Regions from separate parts of the Homo sapiens genome. Here region 2 is linked to region 1. The links are chromatin contacts, found by Hi-C or POLR2A ChIA-PET in ENCODE. All regions are on one chromosome and are shown on one strand. Each heading gives the region's core, a stretch centred on a gene start or an enhancer-like site at or near the end of the contact. The rest is flanking DNA. Distances are from core to core; before and after follow the strand shown.

Region 1 (6,365 bases), core at 1,249-3,748:
TCTATGGTTTCAGTTCATTTCTTTTCTTTCTTTCCTCCTCCTCCCTCTTTCTCTCCTTTTGCATACAAATGTTTGGTTCACTTTGATATGGATTGAACTTTTATTTATTTATTTATTTTGAGACAGGGTCTCACTATCTTACCCAGGGTGGAGTGCAGTGGCATGATCGTAGCTCACTGTAACTTCAAACTCCTGGATTCAAATATTCCTTCTGCCTCAGCCTCCCAAGTAGCTAGGACTGCGTACACACACACCATGCCTGACTAAGTTTTAAAAATGTTTTGTAGGAATGGGGTTTTGCTATGTTGCCTAGGCTCGTCTCGATCTCCTGGCCTCAAGTGATCCTCCCGCACAGGCCTCACAAAGTGCTAGGATTACATGCATGAGCCACCACGCCTAGACTGCACTTTTATTTCTTGCCAGTTGTTGTCTCAATACAGTTAATAGAATGACTTATATTTCCTCTAATCATTTAAAGTATGACTTCTATTGTATACTACATGCTGTATATATTTGTGCCTATTTCTGAATCATCTGTTTTGTTTCACTAACCTATTCTTTCAGTACATTGACTCAGATCCTTGATGTATTCAATGCGTTGGCATTCTATATTGTATACATTAGATGCCTCCTTGAAAGGTTGTGTGTGAAGCAAAAACAATTAGGTGCATAATCTCATTGGCATCGTTTAGTTATTGTTGTGTGACATACCACACCAAAACTCAGTGGCTTCCAATGACAGCCAGTTAAGCCCATACATTCATAGGGTATACTAAGCTGGATTTTGTAGGGGCAACTGTGCTCTGCATGGCATCCATTCCCTTCCCAGGGCAGCAGGATCATCTGCCTCACGGCGATGTAGAAACACAGGAAGGAGTGTGCAAAGACTAAGGCCCCAGAAGACCCAGGCTTTCCCGACCCACTGCCACTTCTGCCTCATCTTAGTGGTCAAAGCTACACAGCTAAACCCAAAATCAAGGGTGAGGAAAGTTCCCTTTGCCCCCATGAAACATGGCAAAGGTGTGGATGCAGAGAGGGTGAAGAACTGGGGCTACAATCCCAATCTCCCACAGCTACTGGCACATAATTTAAATGGGGAAGCTTCCATAGAAAATTCCAGGTGCTCATCTAATATTAAGCTAAAAAGGAGCTGCTAACATATATTTGAAACACACTGAAAATTTAATTCCCCAGAAAAGTACAGGGTAACATAACATCCATGTGTCTATCTCCAATAATTAACAAATTAATATTTTAACATATTTGCTTCTGATTTTTTTCTTTTTTTAGAAATAAAATATTTTAGAGTTTATGTACTCTGTATATCCTTCCACGGTTTTATTTCTCTCACTATCCAGAAGTAATTAGTACCTTAAAGGTAGTCTGTGCATATTTTTATTATACATACAGCATTCATTAAGATTAATATACTTGTTTTCAGATTTTACATATTATAAATAGTATGATACTATATATATAATTCTAAAAATAGCTTTTTAATTCAACAGTATATCTAGAGATCTAGCTGTGTTAATACATGTAGATTGTCTTCATTTAAATTGTTATATTTTACTCTGTTGTATGACTGTATTATTCTGTTCTTGCATTGCTATAAAGAAATACCTGAGATTGGGTAATTTATAAAGAAAAGAGGTACAGAAAGCATGGTAGCTTCTTGGGACGTCTCAGGAAACTGAAAATCATGGCGGAAGGCAAAGGGCAAGCAGGCATGTCTTACACGGCTGAAGCAGGAGGAAGTGAGAACAGGGGAGGTGCTACACACTTTTAAACAACCGGATCTCACCATAACTCACTCACTCACTATCAGGACAACAGCACTAAGGGGATGATGCCAACCCATTCATGAGCACTCTAGCCCCATAATTCAATCACCTCTCACCAGGCCCCACCTCCAACACTGGGGATTACAATTGAACATGAGATTTGGGTGGGGACACAGATCCAAACCATATCAATGACTATATTATAATTAATCTTTTTTCCTTTATTGATGGATGCTTTTAATGGTGTTAACTTACCATTATCATAAACAAGAAAACATTTAAAAATCACATATTTAAGGTGAATACATGCAATTTTATTAAAATATTAAAGTTATTTGCAAATATTACACAGGTGAAATATAATTAAACTGAGAATTCAAAAACACCTAAGGGATATATTAAGGAATATGTTATGAAGGGCTACACATTATTAATGACCAATTTTCTTCTGAAATATGTGCTATCAAGGAAATAAAAGAAAGATCTACCAGCAGGCAGCACTAAATATTCCATCATTCGCACGAACATTCTCCTACAAGCCACAGCCCAGAAGACTGTCGATATGCACCTAGCCTTATCATTTTCTGTTAATATTTAGTCAGTATTTCCAATATAATTGGCTTCTTCTTCAGATCAAAGGCTTTTACATAGGCCCTACCTGCAAATCAAATAGCTATCCATGGAATATTAGAACTTGACTTGCTCCATCCTCTTAAACTTTTTGTGTCTCACACTAAAGAAATGAGAGATGCAGAATTCTAAGGCTAAATAGCTAGGAAGTATTCATTCAAACTTGAATATTCTTCAAAGAGAGTGTGGGGGCAACTCTAATCAGAGGAAGAAACTAAAGGAAGTAAAACCAGATGTTTTCCACCAAAGCCCTCCTTTTGGCTGGTCTGATTTCTACCGGTAAGTCGAAAGTGCAATTTTAGAATATTGATTAACTTTTAAAAACTGATTTCAGGGGAAGACTAAAAAGATTAAAAAGTCATTAATAGCATGATCACAACAAAGACTTGTGTATTTGGCTATTAAAAATGAAATAGGAATGACACATGGTCCTGAGGATGTTTTAAGTAATTTAAATGGAATGTTCCGGTTCTTTAATGAGGGAAACATAATAGTGGGTTGAGAAGACATTACAAAGCCTTTCAGTCTGAGTCTGGGTCTGGGACTTAACTAGAACAAAACTAGATAATAAAAAGTTGATATAAATATTTGATTCTGATTTTGATCAAAATCAAATTCTGATACAGATACTAATACAGAGACTGGTATGGATTAAGACAAAGGGATGGCTCCCTTAATACTCACCGAAGGAGGAAAAAGTGAATAAATTACTACACTGTCTGATATTTGCCTCAATTCCCAAGGATAAATATTAGTTGCCAAAGTGATGGGATTATATCTTGATCAAGGTGTTGATTTGGAGCTTGGCTCCAAGGCATAAAACTTTTGAAACCCACCTTTTAAAAGTATTTTAAAGAAGAGGCTTAATGGCCATATTCTGTAGGTTCTCTTCACAGGATAGGTATTAATGAAGAGTAAAATGTCTTTAAATAAAATCAATAGTCAAATTACCAGGCTCTCGCTTTTGCTTGTTTGTTTCAAAGTGCAAGGTTGAGTGTGCTCACTGTATCTCTCTGTGAATGTTAACACTGGAAATCCAGGACATTTAATTCCATTGAACATTTATTAAGTGCTTACTATAGTAAAGAAACAAATTGTGCCTGAAACAAAGTTTGCACCAAGTCTGCTGAGAAAGCAGCCCCTCCTCCACGTTTCATAATTTTTCATATAATTGGTTCTACTCCTTCTCCTACCTTCACCCCTAATCTCAGTCTAGGCTAAATTGGTTTGACATTTCAGATTATTTTTAAGAATCTCCCTCTTCCATGTTGGCAACTATGAGAGATTTATCTAGTGTTAAACAAACTTGGCTAGTACAGAGTTCGTTTCTCCTTTAATTCAAACATTTGCTTGGATTTGATTAGTGGAACTAACCATTTCAAAATTACAATTTCTAAAATTATTTTCTGAGCCATGCTATTTTATTATTTTTGCTTAATCTAAAAATAATGATCCCCATGGCAGATAATGAGCAAAGAAAAATAGAAAAGCACAACTTATACCATTTACTAATGGATCTGAAGCAAAGTATAATGATGGAGGCCAATGCTTATAAAGAAACACATTCAGCTGGGCGCAGTGGCTCACGCCTGTAATCCCTGCACTTTGGGAGGCTGAGGCAGGCAGATCACGAGGTCAAGAGATCAAGACCGTCCTGACCAACATGGTGAAACTCCGTCTCTACTAAAAATACAAAAATTAGCTGGGTGTGGTGGTGCGCACCTGTAGTCCCAGCTACTCAGGCGGCTGGGGAAGGAGAATCACTTGAACCCAGGAGATGGAGGTTGAAGTCAGCTGAGATCACGCCACTGTGCTCCAGCTTGGCAACAGAGTGAGACTCCGATCCAAAAAAAAAAAAAATTGTATTCACTGATACTCTAACGTCACAAAGCAGAATTCTGTGGCCAGGGAAAAAGCCAATTTTACATCTGAATCAGGAAATAAAATTCTGGAAGGACGATCTTCCCATAAATACATAAAGTCCAGGGAAAACTACAGTGAAAACAGAATTGTCAGGATCAACTGTGTGACTGATAAGGCAAATGGGGATAGGAAATGTCTGAGGCCAGGAGCTCTGCTCTCACTTTTCTCCTTTTTAGCACTGGCAGGGCCATGGGCTAATATATGTGCTGGCAAGTCTTCCAATGAGATCCGGACGTGTGACCGCCATGGCTGTGGACAGTACTCTGCTCAAAGGTATGAAGTTGCACAACCACCCACCCAACCCTTTGGTCCCTAACCTCTTTTCTTAGTGTCCTTGCCCAACGTTGGTTGCCTCAAGGGCTCACAGTTCTGACAGCATGAAAAACCAGAGATGTAACCAGTTACATCACTGTCTTTGGAGCAGCTTCCAAGAACTCTGCTTCAAGTATGAGCTATAAATTGGGATCAGAATGTGGAAGAAGGAAAAGATCAGGGAGCAAACACAATGTTTTCCTTCTGAATGTCTTCACACATTCACTTATCTCAACTGTTTTTTTCCAAAGGGTTATTAAACACAACTATCCCATTTTATAGAAGAGAAACTTTAACTGAGGTACCAAAGGGTTAAGGGACCTGCCAAGCACAGTTGGAGATGGTGAAGCCTGGACCTGAATTCAGGCTTTTGGTTCCTCTTCCCACCAAACCACGCGGTTACTGGCTCAGGCTCTGGATGTTGAATATTAGAGGCTGGCCCTAAGCAGGAGAGAAAGCACCACTATCTCTTCCAGAAAATGAGGGTCACACTTGTGAATTTTCAGTTATACCCAACATCACCTTGGGGTGCCACTTTCTAATGAAATAGCCATGTGTCCAGTCATATCACTGATCTCCATCCTAACTAGAGGGGAACTCTCACATATACAGATACTACTTACAAAGCAACCTCAAATACTGAAACAGGACTAAGAGAAGGGAAATATGGGAAACGTCCCTTGAATTGCCAAAATTCAGACTCAGCTTATACTGCAAAGTTTATGCACTTGATTGATACAGTAAATTCTTGGCTCTTGAGCTTGCTCAGTGTTGCTTTGTACATAATTGCAGCAATCCTGGTGAACCTGATCGTTCAGGTGACAGCCTATTAGAAGGTAGGGGAGGCTGGTGAGAGCAGGCATAGTGACAGCAGCGGGAAGCAAGAGCTGAGGGGTTGCTAAGACGAACTCAAGGCACGTCACAATCTAGAATAGTTTGATTTGGGCTCCATGCACTTTAATAAACCCAGGAGGTATCACTCATTGTATTAAAATACCATATACAGTAAGTGACGTTTACAATCACTTTTCTAGATCACTGCAAGAAAAATAAGACTAGGGTAACATGTGATACTTTTATGATAGGTTCCCATAAAAAGACAGCTGTTTTCAAAGTGGGCTTGAAGATGTCAAGATCTAGGTATCTAGAAAATGCACTTACATGGACTGCCTCATTCCCCCAACATGCCATAAAATAATAGTAGCTAATATTTGCTTAAGGCTTATTATGTACCAAGTACCATTTTAAATGCTTTCATCTTTATGATATGGTTATTAGCACCTGCGGGGAGGGAGGTTAAAATTGGGCTAAACAGAGTGAGGCATCCTGGGACATCCCAACATGTTCTGGCAGCTTCAAGCTTTGGTACCTCGTCTGCAAACAGTGGGCTAACACCATGTTCCCAGGCAGTAAAGCTCCCCTAAGGCAGTTCCTCAGTCTGTTCGTTCTTATTTACATCCTAGAAGTCAGAGGCCTCACCAGGGTGTGGACATCTTGTGCTCTGCTGGATCTACTGTGTACGCACCATTCACTGGAATGATTGTGGGCCAGGAGAAACCTTATCAAAACAAGAATGCTATCAATAATGGTGTTCGAATATCTGGAAGAGGTAAGAGAGGTGGAGTCTACACCTGGGGTGCCTCCTGGAGATGTTGATGCTCATTTATTTAATGCAGGTTCCATACGTAGAGATTTTGTACTTCTTTCAAAATGATA
Region 2 (6,365 bases), core at 1,290-3,789, 46 kb before region 1:
CAAAGCTATTACGCAGTGTAGGTCTTTCTTAATGATTGTTAAACATAAAGGATGATGAGACCTATGGGTCTCAATTTGTAGGAGTACCTGTGTTGAGGATTGTGGCATTGAGGATTACTGTATTGAGCAAGATTCTGAGCCCCTTCTGAGCTCTGCGGGAGAGAATGCAGGGGTCAGTGAGTGACACCCAACCTGGGGAAAAAGGGAGCAGGGTGGTACATTCATTTCTTACCTGCTATTCTTGATGTATATATTCAGAAGATTGTGGTTTAAAAATTAATAAACAAAAATGACCAAAAATGAATATAAATACTTTCTGTAATTGTTGTGCTAGAAAATAAAATAACCGCAACTTCAATTTTAAACAATAGGACAATATCTGTATTTAATGCTAAGGTTTACTTAATATTTTAGGTAAGACAGAAAAAAAACTTTAAAAAATAAAATACTGTAGGAAGAAAGTACCAAGAAAAAGATTGATAGATTAGCTGCATAGCATTTTTGAACCTCTATTTCACAAAAATACAAAACATCATAAGCAAGATAAGAAGGCAGATAACAAACCGAGAGACATGTTTGCAACACAGGTGGCAAAGGATCAACATCCTTAATGTAAAAGGCTTTTGCAAATCAACGTAAAAATAAATTACCTAATAAATTACATTGTGTGAAGAGCATGAACATTGAGTTTACAGAAGGTTAAGTTAAAATTGACAATGAATGAAAAAGTTTCCTATTTGGATCACTAAAAAAAATGAAAGGTATAAAAAGGAATCATGCATTTAAAAAAATCTTCTTTGCTATTTTCGTAAATGAAAGATTATAATGCTTAGTGTTGCAAAGAGTAAAACTTTTCTTAAAGGCAATTTCCCTCATCTTTCAAAACTTCTTAAAGTATCATGCATGTCTATTAGCTCAAATTCCACTACTGGCAAATCAATGGATATAGCCTTAAGGGTATCTGTATTGAATGATCATCTCAGCATTATAATGACAACATTTGGAACAACCCAAAGTCAGGGGATTGGCTAAACAGGTTCAGCTAAATCTATGTAATGAGATATACGCAGCTGTTAAAATCATGCATACAGGACTATTGGTTGAATAGTCCCCATCTACTGCTTAGTGAAAAACAGGACACAAACTGCCTTGCATTTCATGTATAGTGTGTACGGTGGAGGTAGTTATGAGCTGTGAAATTTGGAGTTACCCAACCTGCAACTGAGTCCTGAGTCCTGGTCCCACCACACCTTCCTGGGTGATCTTGAGCGGAGCTCCTGCCCCTCTTAACTGCAGTGTCTTCATTTGTAAAAATGCTGTTAATGAAATTATTTACTCATAGGGTTGTACTATATGCAACCTGAAATTATCCCCTGCGAAGTACTTAGAATACTGCCTAACTCAGCAGCGTGCATTAGGTCCCGATATTTTTTTTTAATGATGCTAAAAAATAATCAAGAAAAATAGACCACTGACAGAACACATCAAAAAAAAATCTTGATAATGGGGCTGTTACTTTTTGCTTCTTTTCATTCTTCTAGGTTTTCTGCATTAAACGTAGAATACATTTACACTGTTCATAACACACACACAGGCAGACACACACAGACACACACACAGTAAATATCGACTTTACTAGGAGGTTACTATGAGTCTTGGGAAAACAGCTGAAATCCATCTTTCTAGAAAGAAAAGGAAGAAGAAACGGCCAAATGAGGGGGAAACCACCCCCACACTCTAGGAAACACAAGCTCCCCAGCCTCTTGGCCTTCAAGGCAGAGGAGGGCCACTCCCCAGCCTGCCAGCCAGCAGGCCATGGGGTCACCCTGTGGGGCCACACCCCATGCAGGCTGCATACTGCCCCATTGTCTAAGCATGGCCCCACTGAAGTCAACGAGAAACAGATGGTGAGAAACATTTCTGCTCTTCCACACCTAGGATGCGGTTCTGCTCTGAGCATCCAGCACCAGTGAGGCAATCTGCTTTTCATTTATGGGCAGAGAAAAGCCACAGAGGAAGGAATGAGGGAGGCCATAGTTCTCAGAGTGTCGGAGGAGTTGATGCAATAATAATTCAATTCCCCCTACTCTGAAAAGCAAGGCAGTCCAACCCGGCAGGATGCCTGCAGCCAGGGCTGTAAACTCCAGCTCACCTCAGGCTACCTCCAGCTGAGCAAGCCCACACCAGAACCTGTGGGCCTGAACTCTTGCAGGGGAAGAGTTCAAACAGGGCCTTTTCCAGTTTGCATCATGTGGCAGAGCCCTGTAGCCAATCAGCTGGAAGCGAGTTCCAGGTAGGTGGGATGGGAAGGATCTGGACTGGGGGGCCTCCTCACAAGGGAATCATCATGGACACTGGCAACTAGGGGGTAGCTCCTCTGGCCAGTGTAGTTCTTTCTTCCCTTTGCCTGGGTAGAAGCATGGACTTTGAAGCCAGCTGTCTGGGACCCTATCCCAGTTCTCTGCTTACTTGCTGTGTACCTTAGGTGAACTGCTTTAACTTTCTGAGCCCCTGCTTCCTCATCCGAATTGTGGGCATGAGACTAGTGTTACCCAACAGGAAATATGAAGACTGCAGGAGATAATCCATAGGAAGTGTCTACGCTGTGCTTGGGTCATGGAAAGTGCTCATTAACTGTTAGTTATTATTATTATTATAATTGCCAGATTCTCTCTGTGTCTTATTTCCTCTTTAAACCATGGCATAATTTACACTATGACACGCTCTTGTGCATAATTTCTTCTCATAGTCCTAACCAGTTGTAGTCTCTGCTTGAGGGTGATCTATGCCTGTGTACCCTCTATCGGTCCCCCTGGCAGTCACCATCCCTCTGGACAAAAATTTGCGTGGTCTTTGGAATGAGTCTGGGTAATTGAGTGGCAGCCAACCTCTGCCAGCATCCTCCCTCATCGGGAGACTGTGGAGCAGGGGCAATGGTCTCCTGAGCCAAAGAACAGCTTGCAGATGGCCCCAGTGAGAAGTGCCACTCTGAAGCCCTAAAAGATGATAAGGGAGAGTAGGAGAAGCAAGCCCAGAGAAGAAAGAAAGTGGAGAATGGTCCCCAGAGGAAGGGAGGCAAACAGGGAGCAACAGTTACACAGGTGACTGCAATGTGAGAAGCATCCAAGAACGGACAGAGTTTCAAAATGCTCAGGAAAAAGCAAGGTGCAGTCTTCTGGATGTGGTGGCAGAAAAGACCCCAAGAGAAAGACATCATCAACATAAAAGCCTGGAAAAAATAGGGATCATAAAGATGCCTGTGTGACTGACAAACAAATTAGAGGTGTAGGAAAAGAAAAGAGCGGGAATGGCAGGTTGCAGGTAATTGAGATTTTTCAGAACAAGATGACAAGTAAACTACATCAAAGCATGTCCAAGTCAGGTTTGACTGGCAGTTTTCCCTGAATGTGCTAATTACTCTTATTTGTTCTCAAACAAAAATTATTTATTTATCATGAGGGCTGAGGGCCCAGGGTGTGGGAGAGCATCTTCTCTCAGCAAGCAGGTGAGTAGCTCAGTTTGAATGACGGAAGATACATGACTATAGAGCAACACAGTCACTTTTCATCAAGATTGAACCCTATGGCTATATCTTTGAGAAGCCACTGCATCAAAGACCTGGCTCAGATAAGAGTTTCCGGAGAAAAAGAGAAGGTGGCAGCCAGAATAACTGTGATACTGTCCTTTTTGTACCAGCCAGGATAGGCTAGGTGATGCTGCAGTAACAAACAATCCTAAATCTTAGGGGCTTTAAACAACAAAGATTTATTTCTGTCATCTGTGCCACAAGTCCATTTCGGGTTGGCTGGAGTTCTGTTCTGCATCCCTTCAGGGACCCAGGATAATGAAGCAGCCACCGTCTCAAACTGCTAGTCACTATAGCAGAGGACAAGGGAGTTGAGACAACACACACACTCACACACACACACACACACACACACACACACGGGCTCTTAAAACTTCAGCTCAGAATGATAGACATCATCCCTGCTCAGATTTCACCAGCCACAGTCAGGCACATGCCTATACTGAATTGCAAAGGGGATGGGGAAGTAAAATCCCACTTCCGCTGCTCAGAAGAAGAAACAGAATGTATGTGAACAGCCCTAATGACTCACCAAACATCCATTCCAGGAGCAGGCCTCCCTGCCCGTTACTCAGCTGCCCCTCCCTTGGCCTGCGACCCCTTCAGTGGTTCTCAGTCATCTCTGCCCCTGTCCCCATCACTATCTTCAAGGCACATTTTGGATGAGATGATTGGGCATAGTGCTTCCAAATGGACTCTAATCATAAAATGAAGGAGAACACAGACTCAGAGTATTGGTGCAGAGCAGAATCTCTGAGAGGACCTAGCCCACAGCCCCTGCCTTTCTAGATGGAGAAATAGGAAGTCAAAGGAAAAACCATGTGCAATGCGCAGAATTCTAAGATGGGTCCTAAGATTCCTGGTCCCTGCTGTGCAGGCATCATCTCCTCCCTTTGAGTGTAAGTGGGACCCGTAAATAAGACTGGCTGTCACTCCAGTGACATGTTACTTTGTATGGCAAAAGGGACTTTGCAGATGTAATTCAGGCACTCTCCTGCTGGCCTGAAGGAAAGTAAACAGCCATGCTGTGAACTTCCCGTGGAGGGGACCTGCACGGCCCTCTAGGACCTGAGCGCAGCCCCTAGATTGGCTAGAAAATGGGACCTCAGCCCTACAACTGCAGGAACTGAATTCTGATTACCGGGAACCCTGAGCTCCAAATGAAAACATAGCCCTGGTTAACACTTTGATTTCAGCCTGATGAGATTGTGAGCTGAGAACCCATCTCCTCTATGTCCAGACTCCTGACCCATGGAAACTGTGAGATTAAACAAAAAAAGCCACTGTATTGTTTTAAGCCACTAAGTTGAAGGTAATTTGTTACCCAGCAATAAAAACAAGTATGTGAAAATGGGAGACTGTGTAGCAGGGCCATGGTCTCCTGAGCCGAAGAACAGCTTGCAGATGGCCCCAGTGAGAAGTGCCACTCTGAAGCCCTAAAAGATGATAAGGGAGAGTACGAGAGACAAACACCTCTAATTTGTTTGTCAGTCACACTGGCATCTTTATGATCCCTATTTTTTCCAGGCTTTTATGTTGATGATGTCTTTCTCTTGGGGTTTTTCTGCCGCCACATCCAGAAGACCGCACCTTGCTTTTTCCTGAGCATTTTGAAACACTGTCTATTCTTGGATGGCTTCTTACATTGCAGTCACCTGCGTAGCTGTTGCTCCCTGTTTGCCTCCCTTCCTCTGGGGACCATTCTCCACTTTCTTTCTCCTCTGGGCTTGCTTCTCCTACTCTCCCTTGTCATCTTTTAGGGCTTCAGAGTGGCACTCATCATGGCAGTGGCAGGTCCTGCAATTTGAGCAGTATTCAAGGCCTTTTCGTGATTTCTGTCCCACTTGCTGAACACAAACTCTCTATTCCAGGTCTGGCGGCATCTTTGCAGCCTCTCACCTGCCAGGATTGCTCCCCCTGTGGTCTTCCTCTGCCTGCTTCCCAGGGCAGGGCTCCATCCAGCGTCATTTGATGGAGCTTTCACATGCCATTCCCCAATAAAATAAAATGCCCTGAAGTGACCCCGGCCCCCTGTACTCTTCCATTCTCTGCCGGTTCCATAGCATCCAGCACAACTACAAGCCTCCCTGCAGTTGATTATATCCCAATCATATCCAATAATAAAATTCCACGAGGATTAAATCATTTAAATTGTCTCTTTTTGCCAAGACTTTAAGCTCTCTAAGGGCAACAGACGTGTTTACTCCAGGTGCTACATCAGGAATCAGAAAAGGCATTTGTACTTGTAATACACCAAACTGGAAACAGCCCAAATGTCTATCACTGAGTGAAGAGAGAAACAAATTATCTTATTTCCATACAATGAGATACTGCTCAGCTAAAAAAAAGAACAAATTATCCATAACATGCTATAACATGGGTGAATCTCAAAATCGTAGGCTGAGTGTAAGATATAAATGATATCTACTGTATGATAATTTACATAAAAATCTAGACAAAGCAAAACTCATCTATATTGACAGGAAGCAGGTGGGTGTTTGCTCATGGCTGGGGTTGGGGGGATAATGGCAAACGTTGCATTCTGGGGTGATGGAGATGTTCTGTGTCTTGATTGTCGTGGCGGCTATGTGGATGTACACGTTTGTCACAACTCATCAGATTGTATACTTAAAATATATACATTTTATTACACATAAATTATGCCTCAATAAAGTTGACTTGGAAAAAAATCTTTGTATATTCTGAGTCAGCTAAAGCTTTGTTGGAAATGCTTTGAGACATGATTTCTCATGTCTCATGATTTCTCAACATGATTTGA

What was found. A loop is a pair of places that touch in the nucleus more often than their neighbours do. ChIA-PET counts read pairs that join two places held with the same protein, here RNA polymerase II (POLR2A). Pooled maps may share reads with other maps.
Region 2: a map of mammary epithelial cell shows a loop between it and region 1 (2.6-fold over the local background). The contact joins the enhancer-like site here to the promoter of LECT2 in region 1. A Hi-C loop is called at or near these places in 7 of 168 maps with a recorded cell type or tissue (Calu3, IMR-90, MCF 10A and 4 more) and 4 of 50 pooled maps. POLR2A ChIA-PET finds 5 or more read pairs at or near these places in 2 of 52 experiments (MCF 10A and OCI-LY7).

What each region holds. Positions count from the first base shown.
Region 1 is chr5:135,951,116-135,957,480 of GRCh38, reverse strand. LECT2 (leukocyte cell derived chemotaxin 2) reads left to right here and starts at 2,498. Exons shown (of 4, transcript NM_002302.3): 1 at 2,498-2,693; 2 at 4,514-4,610; 3 at 6,113-6,258. The coding sequence starts at 2,648.
Region 2 is chr5:135,997,290-136,003,654 of GRCh38, reverse strand. No RefSeq gene overlaps it. Among named protein-coding and RNA genes, the nearest start is that of TGFBI, 29 kb to the left of the region's middle. RefSeq lists an enhancer at 1,788-2,289. Within about 2 kb of position 2,539, at least 3 of the 41 ENCODE cell types and tissues checked have a DNase peak (open chromatin) inside an H3K27ac peak, as active enhancers do.